Linked DNA regions of Homo sapiens: region 1 is linked to region 2. A link is a loop called in an ENCODE intact Hi-C map of the cell type or tissue named here. Cell type or tissue: IMR-90. All regions are shown on one strand. Region 1 overlaps XPOT (exportin for tRNA). Region 2 overlaps TBK1 (TANK binding kinase 1).

The links. Peaks named below come from ENCODE experiments on the same cell type or tissue, not always from the same donor. Only the 100,000 strongest peaks of a DNase experiment are listed, where the experiment ranks them.
Region 1: a loop joins it to region 2, with 2.9 times the contacts of the local background. A loop is called at or near these places in 26 of 110 quality-filtered maps.

Annotation. Positions count from the first base shown.
Region 1 is chr12:64,429,152-64,434,151 of GRCh38, forward strand. It overlaps XPOT (exportin for tRNA), which reads left to right. Exons shown (of 25, transcript NM_007235.6): 17 at 898-1,136; 18 at 2,387-2,672; 19 at 4,263-4,452. Among named protein-coding and RNA genes, the nearest start is that of TBK1, 20 kb to the right of the region's middle. In IMR-90, no CTCF peak of the experiment used is centred here; a DNase peak (open chromatin) is centred at 2,840.
Region 2 is chr12:64,494,747-64,499,746 of GRCh38, forward strand. TBK1 (TANK binding kinase 1) reads left to right here. Exons shown (of 21, transcript NM_013254.4): 14 at 737-858; 15 at 953-1,029; 16 at 1,621-1,660; 17 at 2,203-2,304; 18 at 2,417-2,513; 19 at 2,902-3,008; 20 at 3,222-3,293. Among named protein-coding and RNA genes, the nearest start is that of TBK1, 45 kb to the left of the region's middle. In IMR-90, no CTCF peak of the experiment used is centred here; no DNase peak of the experiment used is centred here.

The DNA.
Region 1 (5,000 bases), 66 kb before region 2:
ACAGTTAATGCTGTGTGTAATGTACTTTTGCAGAGTCAAATTTCTGATGTTCAAGGCCGCAGAAGAAAAGTCTGTCCACCTTTCAGAGAGAGACCAATTTGCCTTATGTATTTGTTCTCTCAGAGCCCCTGGTCAATTGGATGGTGCCCGCCAACACTGAGGGCAGGTCTTCCCCACATAGTCTACTTGGACTGACTAATCTTTCCTGGAAACACCCTTACAGACACATGCAAAATAATGCTTTACTGTGTGTTGTTACTTAATTATTTAAAAGAAGTATAGCACTCTAGTACTTTTTTTTTTTTTTTTGAGACAGAGTCTTGGCTCTGTCACCCAGGCTGGAGTGCAGTGGCATGGTCTTGACTCACTACAACTCTACCTCTCAGGTTCAAGCAGTTCTCCTGCCTCAGCCTCCCGCGTAGCTGGGACTACAGGTGCGCCACCACACCCAGCTAATTTTTGTATTTTTAGTAGAGACAGGGTTTCACCACGTTGACCAGGCTGGTCACGAACTCCTGACCTCAAGTGATCTGCCGGCCTCGGCCTCCCAAAGTGCTAGGATTACAGGCATGAACCACCACATGCAGCCTAGCCTCATAACAATCTTATATAAATAAGATCTTTACAAAAGAAAACAAGTTAGAAAGCTAACTTTAATAATTATCTTACATGATCATTTATAGAGTCTTGTCAGGGCTGGAATTAGAACCGTGATCTGTTGACCTCTAATTTAGTTTTCTTTTCATTCTATGGTCCTGGGAGAAAATTTGTCTTTATAAGTATTTGACATATGAGTTGGTGTGATAGATTACATTTCCTGTTCCTAATGCACTTTTTCTCATTAAATGAAGGGAACTCAAAAAATAAAAGCTTTAATAAGACTGAATTTCATTCTAGGAGAATGGCCACCAGTCCTTACTGAGCAGCGATGATCAACTTTTTATTTATGAGACAGCTGGAGTGCTGATTGTTAATAGTGAATATCCGGCAGAAAGGAAACAAGCCTTAATGAGGAATCTGTTGACTCCACTAATGGAGAAGTTTAAAATTCTGTTAGAAAAGTTGATGCTGGCACAAGATGAAGAAAGGCAAGCCTCTCTAGCAGACTGTCTTAACCATGCTGTTGGATTTGCAAGGTAAGTGTGATCACAGTTAAAATTATAAAGTGCATGTATCTACACAGACAGAACCACTTGTTTGGTGGGCACACACATTTGTGTTTCCACAGTTGGATAATCCAGAGAATTGTCTAAATCTTTGTCCTCCAAATCCAGTCAGTTAGATTTGGTTGAAGAAGGGGATAGGTTACATACCATTTACATTTTTGCCTTGACAACTGTAAATCTTTAACTCCTCTGACTTCTCTGATATAAATGGGTTGTGTGTTTAAGAGGATCAGCTGAAGTGTTAATATACCAAATATATATTGGGACGGGACATCTTTGGTTAGTCTTGGTTACCTTAAAGAGAAGAGCGTGAGGTTTCTCTTCAGTTGTATTGTGTCCTGAAGATCACCCAAGCAGCTGTTTTTTCCGCCTCTAGCCATACTTTTTGTTGACAAACAACAGCATGAAAGTTGTAAAGATTGCTAATTTAGAAGTTAAATTGTTCTATAATATATTTAAGAACAAGAGCTAGATATTAGAGAGGTTGTATAAAGAATTCTGAAGATGGTTTTCTAAATTTAAATGGGTGGTTTGCAGGTTACCTAGTACAGGCCTAGTCATAATAAGTGGATTTATTTTCTCTTTTCTGTCCACTTTGTCAGTAGGATTTTTCTCTTTTTTTTCTTTTTTCTTTTTTTTGTGGGGGAGACACAGTCTTGCTTTGTCACTCAGGCTGGAGTGCAGTGTTGTGATCTCAGCTCAGTGCAACCTCCGCCTCCCAGGCTCAAGCAATTCTTGTGCCTCAGCCTCCAAGTAGCTGGGATTGCAGGCATGTGCTACCACACCCAGCTAATTTTTCTATTTTTAGTAAAGACCGGTTTTGACCATGTTGTCCAGACTGGTCTTGAACTCCTGGCCTCAAGTGATTTGCCTGCCTTAGCCTCCCAAAGTGCTGGAATTAGAAGCATGAGCCACAATACCCAGCCCAGTCAATAGGATTTTAATAAAACATTTAGGTAGACTCACATTAGAAGGATTATATTAACTACATGTCATTCATTTAAGTTAATTTGAGCTCTTTTGTTCTGGAAAGATCATTGGAAGCAGTAGTTTACAAATAGCCATATTAGCTAAAGATGGAAGTAATTGTGATGTGGAAAATAAAGGTCTGGTTATTTAGTTTTGTTAATTTTGTAATTTGTTGTGCATTGCTTTTGAATACTCCATAACACTTTTAAAGAATAAAGTTGCATCTGATTGCCTGATTTTTGCTTATATAGTCGAACCAGTAAAGCTTTCAGCAACAAACAGACTGTGAAACAATGTGGCTGTTCCGAAGTTTATCTGGACTGTTTACAGACATTCTTGCCAGCCCTCAGTTGTCCCTTACAAAAGGATATTCTCAGAAGTGGAGTCCGTACTTTCCTTCATCGAATGATTATTTGCCTGGAGGAAGAAGTTCTTCCGTTCATTCCATCTGCTTCAGAACATATGCTCAAAGATTGTGAAGCAAAAGATCTCCAGGAGTTCATTCCTCTTATCAACCAGATTACGGCCAAATTCAAGGTACCGCAAACTTTCAGAGCTCTGAAAATCTCTTGAAGATCAGATGTATTTATCTTCAGACATGTTTCGGATTTTGCCCTTGGGTTTCTTTTTTTTTGCTTTTAATGAATTACTTAAGAGCCTCATGGATCATATGTATTTTTATCATCTGTGGTGTCTGGCACACTGCCTGATACATAGGTCATGCTTAATAGATGTTTGAATATAAACAGACCCTAACCGCTTTGTGTAGCAAAAGAAAACTAGTCTGCTGTTTTAGAAGAGCATATAAAACCAGTAAACTGAGTACTAAATAAGCACCATAATTCAGGTACCCAAGCAAGAGTTAAAAGTAATTCAATGTATTAAAGTCAGTTTTCTGTAGGACATTTAAGCTGGCTAATAAAAGTGGTTAATACTTACATAGTACCTCTTTTTTCCTTTTTTCTTTTTTTTTTAAATGGAGATAGTCTCACTCTGTCACATAGGCTGGAGTGCAGTGGCGCGGTCACAACTCACTGCAACCTCCACCTCCCAGGTTCAAGCGATTCTTGTGCCTCAGCCTCCTGAGTAGCTGGAACTATAGGTGCATGCACCACACCACGCTAATATTTTGTACTTTTAGTAGAGACAGCGTTTCCCCATGTTGACCAGGCTAATCTCGAACTCCTGACCTCAAGTGATCCTCCTGCCTCGGCCTCCATAAGTGCTAGGATTACAGGCATAAACCTGGCCACTTACATAGTACTTTCTATGTTCAAAATCTGTTCTAAGCATTTTTTGTACATTTACTCATTTGATCTTCATACCTACCCTAGAAGACAGGGATTATATGTTATAGTTGAGGAAACTGAGGCATGGAGAAGTGAAGGGATTTGCCCAAGAGTTCATAAAACTCAGGAGTTCATTTGTAAGCAAGTATTGAGAACATGCTATTAAACAATGTTTTTTACCTTTGTTCAAAAACAAGAAAAACCCTAAGAGTTTAATCATATAATTCATTTTTTGAGAATTTAATTTTGAAAATATTCCATGGCAATATTGTGAAATATGTCTGACTATTATTTTAACCTAAATCTTAAGCTGTAGGAAAGGGTTTAAATTTAATGATCTTGAGTCTTTTAGTAATATTTTTTAAGGTTTTTTCCCCACCTTGAAATGGAGTCTTGCTGTGTTGCCCAGGCTGGAGTGCAGTGGTATGATCTTGACTCACTGCAACCTCCACCTCTCAGGTTCAAGCAGTTCCCCTGCGTCAGCCTCCTGAGTAGCTTGGACTGGGACTACAGGCGTGCGCCACTACACCCAGCTAATTTTTGTATTTTTAGTAGAGATGGGGTTTCACCATGTTGGGCAGACTGGCCTTGAACTCCTGACCTCAGGTGACTCACCCGCCTTAGCCTCCCAAAGTGCTGGGATTACAGGTGTGAGCCACTGCGTCTGGCCTAGTAATGTTTAGGTTATATAGATTTTATCTTAAAATTGATATTTGCTAACTGAATTATGTACGCATGCATCCTAAATAGAAAAGAAAGGCTTTATGTAAAATAGTTTTTTCTAAGTTGTATGTTAATATTGTTACTAATTTCTGAAGTAATGATTGTTTATCTTCAGATACAGGTATCCCCGTTTTTACAACAGATGTTCATGCCCCTGCTTCATGCAATTTTTGAAGTGCTGCTCCGGCCAGCAGAAGAAAATGACCAGTCTGCTGCTTTAGAGAAGCAGATGTTGCGGAGGAGTTACTTTGCTTTCCTGCAAACAGTCACAGGCAGTGGGATGAGCGAAGTTATAGCAAATCAAGGTGGGAACACATGCCATATCTAATTTGTCTGCTTAAGTCTGTGTCACTGTTGTACATCTATATGACCAAGAGCAAACTGAAGTAAATACAGAAATTTTGAAGTTTGCTATCCCATGGGAAGACAGTTTATTGTTTTCAGGGTGGGAATTGATCACTTTTATGTAAAGCACCTAAAATTAATTTGTATTCTGTTCCTTTTTCTTTCTGCAATATTTTTTTAATTTGGTTCTTTAGCAATATAAATAACATGGTTACTTACCAGAATTGACCTGACAATTGAGTCTTTATGGCAAATTTGCCATTTTGAAATATAAAATAAATGGAGCTGTACAGATTTGTGTAGAGAATTCTGTATAGGAAATTTAGGGAACAAGATACCAGGGGCAAACTGATTTTTCATTGTTTTATTTTTTAATTTGATTTGATTTGTGAGATAGGGTCTCACTCTCTTGCCCAGGCTGTAGTGCAGTGGTGTCATCACGACTCATTGCAACCTCCACCTCCTGGGCTATCCTCCCATCTCTACCTCCTGAGTAGCCAGGACCATT
Region 2 (5,000 bases):
TTTCAGATTATCAAGGCTTAAAAAATTATAATGCCAGTGCTGACAAGAGTGTGGTTTAAAGGGCATCCTTATTTGTTGCTAGTGGCAATGTCAGCTACTACTGACAACATTATTTGAAAGGCAATAGTGTGTATCAGGACCTTTAAAATATATGGACATATTTATCCTTTAAGTCTAACCTTCATCCTTTCTTCATAAGTTTTACAAATACTGTATGCATTTCTGTGGTAGGTAAGTGATAAACTTACTAAGCTTAAAATGAACAGAATCTTAGATGAGGTTTCTTTTCATTTTCTGTTTTTAAGAGGAGTTGCTTTGGTTTGGCCTCTAAACAAGAAGAGCACAAATCTTGCTGCCTACACAGTTGATATTTGGAACTATTCTAGTGGTTCTATTTAATTTTCAAAACCGGGTTATGAAATGGAGAATTAACCACTTTTTACAGATAAGGAAACAAGATTAGAAGTATTTTACATGTGGTTTTAGAAGGGTGTTTACTGAATGAACTGTTTTATAAGATGTATTACTGCTGGTCTCATGTTTTATTATCATACTGTACCCCTGGTGGAAATCAACCTAAGAAACTCTTTTGTATTTAAAAATGGAAATAATTACTGTGCCTTTGAATTGAAGTAATCTACAAAAGAAATGTGGTCCAGACTTTAGACTTTGTTGGGACTGTGATGATCATTTCTGGCTTTTGGCAATCTGGATCTGAACCTTTGGTTTTATTTAGCTTTCCAGTTCTCAGGGAACAATAGAAACCAGTCTTCAGGATATCGACAGCAGATTATCTCCAGGTGGATCACTGGCAGACGCATGGGCACATCAAGAAGGCACTCATCCGAAAGACAGAAAGTAGGTTATAGCTTTATGCGTAGTTTCTGCTCTTATTAATGTCCTTTTTCACATTGACTCAGTTAATTTATTTGAGTTTTTCTTCCTTAAATAGTGTAGAAAAACTACAAGTCCTGTTAAATTGCATGACAGAGATTTACTATCAGTTCAAAAAAGACAAAGCAGAACGTAGTAAGTAAAATTTGCTATTTGTTAATTTAATAAATCCCTCTTAGTAATTAGTTATAATTCAGTTAAATTAATTTGGTATATCTGTAAGGGTAGCTTCTTAAGCTGTTTTTTTCAGAGATGTGATTCTGTCAGGAAAAAGGTTGATTGTGTTAAAAAAAAAAAAAAAAACTATCCTTAAAATCAACCTTTTGAATACTTTAAATCAGGGTCATGAACACCAGAACCTCTAAAGGCCAGGCAGGTAACAGAAAGGAATGAGATTGGCCAGTGGGGACTCATCTACAGGGGAGAGCCACTACTCATATTCACCAAAGGTATTGCCCAATCTTCCCATTTCTCAAAAAAAGCTAGAAATACAGAATTTGTTAGAAATACCTTGATTTTTAAATGTTAACTGTTAATTGTTTTTTACATTGTTATTTACAGACCAAATAAAAGCATCTGTGGGCCATAAGTAACCAATGAGCCACAAATCTATGACATCTGCTTCAGACTCTTAGCCTTTTTGAAGCAATAATCTCAAAAGAAAATACATTGTGTATAATATTATGATTCTATATTAACAACAGTAATATATTTTCCTATTTCTAGGATTAGCTTATAATGAAGAACAAATCCACAAATTTGATAAGTAAGTATCCAGATTATGTTTAATAGTTATTTTTGGTGCTATTTTGGTTATCTTTATTAATATGATTCTTCTTAAAGTTGAAATTAATTACAATTTAAAAATACATTTTAATCTTGATTTTACAGGATTGTTACAATATGTAGACATTTTTGAGGTTCACACATCTGCTCCCTAATTGGGAAGTTACCATGATGGGAGAAGGAGGGGGGAGAAAGATTACCATTTCAGTCAGTCAGCTTCTGCCTCATATGCTCTGATTACAGAAGTACAGATAATACAGCACATAGGCAAGGGCAGACTTAACTACCGTCTTAATTTTAACCGCATTCAATAGGCATTTTTTTTACATCCATTTTGAACCTTCTCTTTATCTTCTTGCTGCTATAATGTCTATCTTAGAAACGTTTACTTTCTCCTGTAAATATTCTAAAGCCACAACAATCATTATAGGAAAGATACATTTCATATATTTGAAAATTTCTAAATATTGAAAGTAGAAACAGTGACATTGGTTTAAGCCTCTGATTATTTCTAAATTACAGGCAAAAACTGTATTACCATGCCACAAAAGCTATGACGCACTTTACAGATGAATGTGTTAAAAAGTATGAGGCATTTTTGAATAAGTCAGAAGAATGGATAAGGTGAGTAAACTTCTTTTGGAGTGATTAGTGGTTGACTGCACAATATAAATGTATATTTGAAGTAAGAATGCTTCACTAGACTGCATATCAATTGATTCTTTTTGGTTTTCAGAAAGATGCTTCATCTTAGGAAACAGTTATTATCGCTGACTAATCAGTGTTTTGATATTGAAGAAGAAGTATCAAAATATCAAGAATATACTAATGAGGTAGGTACAGCTGTCAAGGAAAAATTAAAATTCTTCTCAGTTTATAACTGATAGTGATTGACAAGGGAGAAATGGGATAGAATGTGCCTACATTCAGTTCCACCCACCAATTTTTAATATGTATTTTGAGCCAAGTTTTAAGAATGTAGATGTTTTACAACTAAAAACAGCTGATAAACCATCCTTTTATCAACTGTATGAAAAGTTTCTTTCTTAAAAGGGTGTTGATTTAAGTATTGTATCATCGATAGTTTTGAAATCAAAATTTAAAGTTTTTTTAAAGGACTTATTAAAAGCTGTAACACTTGATGTCAGATCTGTAGTAAGTACTTTTGTTCTGTGATTAATGTGGGGTTTTTTTCTTTTTTTTTTTTTTTTGATGTTTCAGTTACAAGAAACTCTGCCTCAGAAAATGTTTACAGCTTCCAGTGGAATCAAACATACCATGACCCCAATTTATCCAAGTTCTAACACATTAGTAGAAATGACTCTTGGGTAAGAAACTCATCATTTGGAAACTGTAGTGTTTCCATTTGCTTTCATTGCAGTTTGTGCTTTTGCTCTTACATTTTGAAATTTTTTATGTTTGTTGTAATACAATGTTTAATAAGGTTATCTATTGACCAGTTAAAAGAAAATAAAACATAAACATCATTCTAAAACATTTGCATACTGTTTTTGAGCAAAGGTGCTTGTTTATTTTATTAGTATGAAGAAATTAAAGGAAGAGATGGAAGGGGTGGTTAAAGAACTTGCTGAAAATAACCACATTTTAGAAAGGTGAGTAATGCAAAAATAATTACTGTGATTTTCTGTGCAATTGAGTTCATTCACATCTGTACTTATATCTTCCTGTATCAATAGATTCAGCAGTGGTAAAGGGTCATAAAGTCAGAACTCATGTTTTTCTCTCTATGATTGTGTATCTGTGATGCCTTTTAATGGTTGATTAGTTCCATTTTATAGAAGCACTGGTTAATCGAATTACTTATTTGAATCAGTTTGTAAAGATCAAACTCTATTTACATTATTTTTATAACTTAATTCATTGGAATCATAATTTTCAATTTGGTGAATCAGAGTTGCTTTTTAAGATACCAGCACTTTGGTGCTGAGTAGCTTACGGGGTCCTCTGCACACCTCCTTGCAGGTGAAAGCCACAGGTAAATGCAGTACTTTGAGGAGTTAGGTGTCTGCTTATTATCTGCAAAATCCTAATAGATAAGGCCAAAGAGATTTGAAAGCCTGCAGAGGCAATAAAGCAATTTTTGGATGGCAGTTTTCCTTATCCTGATTCCTCAGAGAAATTAAGTCATATTTGGCTCTGTAATAGAACCTTTTCTTTTTCAAGCCCTTAGGTTCTCCTCTATAGGTTCTCAAACGCTTGTAATGCTAATAAAAATATTTCACATTTGGCCAGGCACGGTGGCTCACACCTGTAATCCTAGCACTTTGGGAAGCCAAGGCAGGCAGATTGCCTGAGCTCTGGAGTTCAAGACCAGCCTAGGCAACATGGCAAAACCCTGTCTCTACCAAAAATACAAAAATTAGCTGGGCATGGTGGTGCACACCTGTAATCCCAGCTACTGGGGAGGCTGAGGCACGAGAATCACCTGAATCTGGGAGATGGAGGTTGCAGTCAGCCGAGATCACACCACTGCACTCCAGCCTGGGTGACAGAGTGAGACCCTGTTTCAAAAAAAAAAAAATGGATATGGAATTTTTGGGTCAGAGAGTATGTCAATTTCAATTTTTGTTGGGTTTTACTAATTTTATTCTTTTTTTTTTTTTTTTTTTTTCCCCCGAGACGGAGTTTCGCTGTTGCCCAGGCTGGAGTCCAATGGCGTGATCTCAGCTCACTGTAACCTCTGCCTCCCGGGTTCAAGTGATTCTCCTGCCTCAGCCTCCTGAGTAGCTGGGATTACAGGCGCCCACCACCACACCCAGCTAGTTTTTTGTATTTTTAGTAGAGCTGGGGTTTCACCATGTTGGCCATGCTGGTCTTGAACTCCTGACCTCAGGTGATCCACTTGCCTCAGCCTCCCAAAGTGCTGGGATTACAGGCATGAGCCACCGCACCCGGCCAATTTTGTTCTTTAAAAGGGTGCATGTTATAGTCCTAAGCAGATAAAACCTATGCATTTGGCAACATTGAATGTATAACATCTTTTAAACATTCGCCAATTTGTTTAGTAAAAACCGAGATCTTATTTTAATTTATATTTCTGTGGTTTATAGTGATGTCAAACATCGTTTAATATGTTTGTTCAATTTTCATTTTTGGGGAGAGTTACTCGTTAACTTTAAAAAATATTTTCCTTGTTTATAGTAATTATCTAACTTTTATAGTATCCAGTTTACAGTTTCTTCAGAACTTTAGCTAAATCCTTTTAGGCTTAAAGATCACCAAGTAGAAGAGACTATAAAGATGTGCTTTTTTTTTTTTTTTTTTTTTTTGAGATGGAGTCTCGCTTTGTCGCCAGGCGG